Linked DNA regions of Mus musculus: region 1 is linked to region 2. A link is a loop called in an ENCODE intact Hi-C map of the cell type or tissue named here. Cell type or tissue: heart. All regions are shown on one strand.

Region 1 (2,500 bases), 120 kb after region 2:
GGGACTGAGGTGCATATTTTACAATCAAAGCAGACCTGGCCTCCAGGTTAATCCAGCATACTTAGGTTCCTACTGGGCATACCCTGTCCCCAAGTAGGCCCCTGGCTGCCTGCTCTTCCCTATATAATCCAGACATTTGTTCCTCTCTCTCTCTCTCTACCCCTCTCTCTCTCCCTCTCTCCCCTTCCTCTCCCCTTTCACCTCCTCCTCCTCCTCTTCCTCCTCTTGAAAGAACATAGGTGGGGGTTGGAGATAGGGAGGCGCCAGGCCAGTCCGGACATTCTTGTATGTCTTCCCTATCTTTATGGCTAGTTGGTTCCTGGGATGACTTTACAGCCTTTGTTCTTTGTCTTAGGCCCAAAAAGCCCTCCTAACTAGCAAGCCGCATGAGTCATGGACCTTGAATTTTAATTTTCTTTCACTTTCTCTCTCTGCCCTGTGTGCCCTTTCTCTCTTTCTCCCCACCCCCCACCTTGGTGATGTTTCTGGCCTTGGTCCTTGGGGGCCAGTGAACTCACTCAAGAGCAGCTTCCCAATAAACCTATCTTCAATATATTCTAATTTGGCATTTATTGGTCTATTTTACCAGTGGAGAAATAACCTATCAGTCCAAACTTTGCGAAGTGTTATTTTATACAATCTCATAGTCTAGATTTACCTAACTCTACTCACTGGTCTTTTTCACTATGCTCACTTTCCTAAGTCCAATTTCTGAATTGCTTATAGAGCTCAAAATTCAGGGTTTCTGGTTAGATACCTTGGAGTTAGATTTTGGTTTTGACATGTTTGATACGTGATTTGAGCAGACCACTTAATTGTCCTGTCAACACAATGTAGCAGCATCACGAGAACTAAGTACTTAAAAAAAAAAATGAGTGTTTATGTAGTAAGGTAGTGGTGCTCAGCAAATGCTGAATAAATTCAACTAGCTTTCAACCACGAAACTAGAGAGGGGCACATTGTCTGCGGAAGGCCTTGAATATCATAGAGCTTTGTTGTGGTTTGCATGCTTTTAACATTAGCAGGCAAACTCTGGCTAACTACCTGGAAGCAGTCTCAGGCTATTATTTATTACCTATGTCAGCCAAAGCCGCTGCTTTAAGCACCACAGGTCACGTGATCTCCATGGGTCACATGACTCCGGGAACAACATGGCTGCGCCCGCGCGAGAGCCGGCTCTCCGCTGCTGCATCAGACTGGCGCGAGTCTTCTTGCTGCTGGTGTTGGCGTGCGAGGTGGCGGGAAGCGATGAGGCCGAGGCCAGGGAAGGTGCGGCGTCCCTTGCGGGCTCGTGCGGCTGCGGAACGCCCCAGAGGGCCGGGGCCCATGGCAGCTCGGCGGCGGCGCAGCGCTACTCCCGGGAGGCGAACGCCCCGGGCCTGACCTCAGGCCCGCGACCGCTCGCGCTCACCAAGGTGCGCCTTCCATTCCTGGGGCGTGTGGGTGTCGTTGGCTACGGCATGAGGCCTCGCTGGGCCAGAAGAGGGGGGATTCGGAACTCCTGGAAAGGGTCGAACCACATCCCAAGTCTCTCAGCTACAGATCTCATTTGACAGATGTCCTCCCCCCTGCCCCCCCCCCCCCCACTGGGAGATGGGCAGGGGTTTGTGGCTGTGTTTATCACTAAAACTTAAGAGAGCTTAGCTTGAAGAGTGCTGTCCATTCTTTCTTACCTCTTCTTGCCCACTTCCCCCTTCCTCCACTCCGCCCTCCTGCTGCAGAGCTCCAGGAAAAGTCTGATGGATTCGGGTTTAAGTTCTAGTTTTAGTACCTGTGGAGCCTGAGTCTCCAACACTGCCTTAAACTCACTGTGCTCGCAGACTTGTATTTATTCTGTAGTGCTTAGCACTCCGACTGCAAAGAAGTATGGAGCCGAGTGTACTTTATTGCTTTTATTTATGTCTTTGTGTAGTGCATAGGTGTGTTAGATGTTAGTATGTACGGATGAAAACAGTGAATATAGAAATGGACCTTCATTCTACTTGCTAGCTTTAGGGAATTCACCCCAGGCCCTCTGAATAACACTTTTCTTTTGTACTCCTATCCAGTCTATCCTTGTTTCCCAGGTCTCTTTTCTTTCCTCTATGTTAATTGGCACTTAAGTTCAGGAGTTGGTGAGGGGTAACATCTCCTGTGGGTCTTCCCTCCCTTTCAATATTTCCATAGATTGACTCAGTGGTAGGTAGCAGTGCGACAACTAAAGATGCTTGTCTATAAATCCCCACAGCATTTTTTGGAGGGCAGTTGCCCAGTGGCCACTTGTCTATTTTGCTTACTGCAGTGCAGTGTTGTTTTTCTGTTACCTACTTGATGATGGAAAGAGTTTTAGATCTGATTTATTCTCTATGGATTTGCCCCCCTCCTCCCATCCCAGTGCCTAACCTATTTTAGACATTCTGTAATATCTCTTGAGTGATGTTTGTTTGTTTATTTATTTATTGGTAGCTACACTATTGAGAGGCTATTTTGGGGGTGAAGGTTATCGGGCACTTTTCAAAGA
Region 2 (2,500 bases):
AACCAGATAGGAGTGAATGGAGAATTCATCTGCCCAAACACCTGCCAGAGCAGGCAAGCAGGCACGCAGGCAAGCAGGCACACAGGCACGCACACACAATCGTGCAGGTGGGTCACTCCAGTGTGCCCCCCCCCTGGCTTGGGTGGGTGGGTAATACATCCTGACAGCATGGAGCTCAGGGTAATTGTGGTATTGAACACGTGCAGTCTTCCCTTCTACATCTCTCTCCCTCTACCCTAGCAAGCTGCCAGATGTCACTCCTTTGCCAGACAGTGAACTGCTGGGGATTTGGGAAAAGAGGGAAGTCATTTTGGACAGGCAGAGCTGGAAGAGAGAAATGTAGGCATGCTTTAAAAAAAGAGGGGTGACCGGGGGTAGGGGGTGTGGGGGGTAGGCTTCACCAACAAGTTCTAGAAAACGAAAGTGACTTCAAAGCTTGCCCAATCCTCACCACCATGGAGAGGCAGGCCATGAAAGATGGGAGGGAAAAACCGGTCTCAGGGTAGCTAGGCAGCCGCCTCAAACCATTACCAAATTCAACTTCCCTTTTTAAAAATAAATAAAAGTTTTTTAGAGAAATGTTCCTGTCTGAGCCAGGAGCAAGGACTACTCCATTAACTCCACCCTCATCTTCAGCTCCACCTTTCATCCAGAAACATCTAACTTGCATTCAACACACTACAAACTTCCTTTTTAGGCTAAAGCACAAACTAACCATGGCCTGAAAGATAAACCACACCTTCTTGTCACTCTTGTGTTCAGTCTAATTATTTTTAAAGTGCTGCTGCTCGGCTTGCCCAGGTCGGGAGGCTAGATCCCACCAGGAAGAGGAGCAGGAAGGGGAGGGGCAGCCGCCTGAGTGGGAACCACTAAGATGACTGTTTCTTTATGACACCGGAAGCCGTACTTCAGAAGATAACTGAGGACATGGATCTGACTGAAATCAATGTCATCTATCCTGTGGTAGATAAAGCCCTCCAAGAAGCAGAGCCAGAGAGAATAACGAGGGGAAAGGCAATCTAGGCAGCAGGATCCTGGGAAATGAGAAGGACCAGCCCACTTGGGGCTCGGAAGAAAGGAAAAACAAACAAACAAACAACAGAAACCAAACAAACAAACAACAACAGAAACCAAACAAACAAAACACCGGAACACTCTGGAGTCCCTGGTTTCAAAAGGAAGTTTATTCTTAACTATACACCTATTGTTAAACATCTCATTAGCCTGAGGTCCAAACATCACCTGCCCTGGAACCAGTGAGAATCCATTAGGATCCCCATTAGAACCAGGAACCCCAAGCTTCCAGCAAGCTCTAGTTCTCCTCAGGAGATGGTGGAGGGCAATAGTGCTTGAAACAGTGAAAAGGCCCTTTCCAGGAATAACGAACTCCACAGCTGACCATATAAGGCAAATGAAAGCAAAAGGCCAGGGAGGCTCTTCCTCGGAGCAGCCGGATAAGGGACAGGGACACACACCCCAACTCGAGCCTGGACTGTCTGGATTGTGGACAGGAAGAGAAAATGCTAAGAGCTACAAAAGCGAAAACACGGAGGGAGCCAAAGGAGAAGCCGGGGTGCGCTGTTTCCAGCCGGGGAACAGGCTTGGCCTGGGAACCTTCAGACACTGTGCGCTGCTGTGCACAGACCCTGTGAAACTGTGCAAACGGGCAGAGTCTGGCACTAGAATTCAAAAGTAACTGCTTTTTTTCAAATCCCCAAGTACAGACTCATAGTCTACAGCTTCTATAGGACCTCGGTGTTACATATGAACCTACACAATCAATTTCCATCTTTCAAATAAAAACATTTACAAGGCTGATTTCATCTAAGTGTTTATTTCACTGTTTTTTTCTTTTTTCTTCCAAACTAAGTCCAAAGTTCATGTTTTAGGAACTCTCCTTATAGAAGAAACAACTCGGTTCTTTAAACTATATTTTCCTCCTCCCTTATGCCAAGAGTCCTTTATATGCTGAGAAAATTTACAATAAATAGCAGAGGGGATGATTGCTATTGTTATAATAAAGGTTGGCTGTGGGGGAGGAAAACAAAACTCTCTAATACAGGGTTCAAGCTTAGATTCTGCCACTGTCTCCTGTGGGTTTTTAGAAATGTCACCAAGCCAGAGTGTGGGCATATGACAAGAGAAGACAGAAGCACCCAGACAGATGGGAAGAGAGCACATTCCATAGATTTTTCCAGAAAAACCTAGCCCTGCTTTTCCTCTCCTTGAGCCATGTAGATTTCTAAAAGCAAAGCGGCTCACTGGAAACTGTAACAAACCATTAACAAACCATCAGTCGGGAAGAGAGGTTTGTAAAGGGTTAAGTGCTCAGAAAACAGTCTGTCACCTAGTTAACAGTGTCTGCCTTCCAGGACCAGAGTCCGGCCTATCCACTTCCTTTCTGTGCAATGCCCTCTCTCACTCATTCTCCGGCATTAGTTATGTTTCGGGAGTCTGGAAAGAATCTTGCCAACCTCAGCAGTGTAGGAAGATGCTCAAG

Evidence for each region. A loop is a pair of places that touch in the nucleus more often than their neighbours do. Peaks named below come from ENCODE experiments on the same cell type or tissue, not always from the same donor. Only the 100,000 strongest peaks of a DNase experiment are listed, where the experiment ranks them.
Region 1: it touches region 2 in a loop (1.8-fold over the local background); 1 of 42 quality-filtered maps calls a loop at or near these places.

Annotation. Positions count from the first base shown.
Region 1 is chr6:108,184,208-108,186,707 of GRCm38, reverse strand. It overlaps Sumf1 (sulfatase modifying factor 1), which reads left to right and starts at 1,125. Exons shown (of 9, transcript NM_145937.3): 1 at 1,125-1,415. The coding sequence starts at 1,152. In heart, no CTCF peak of the experiment used is centred here; a DNase peak (open chromatin) is centred at 1,137; H3K4me3 peaks cover 1,343 bases; H3K27ac peaks cover 1,074 bases.
Region 2 is chr6:108,305,469-108,307,968 of GRCm38, reverse strand. All of the region lies in intron 4 of Itpr1 (inositol 1,4,5-trisphosphate receptor 1), which reads right to left. Among named protein-coding and RNA genes, the nearest start is that of Itpr1, 94 kb to the right of the region's middle. In heart, no CTCF peak of the experiment used is centred here; DNase peaks (open chromatin) are centred at 838 and 1,478; H3K4me3 peaks cover 1,392 bases; H3K27ac peaks cover 2,193 bases.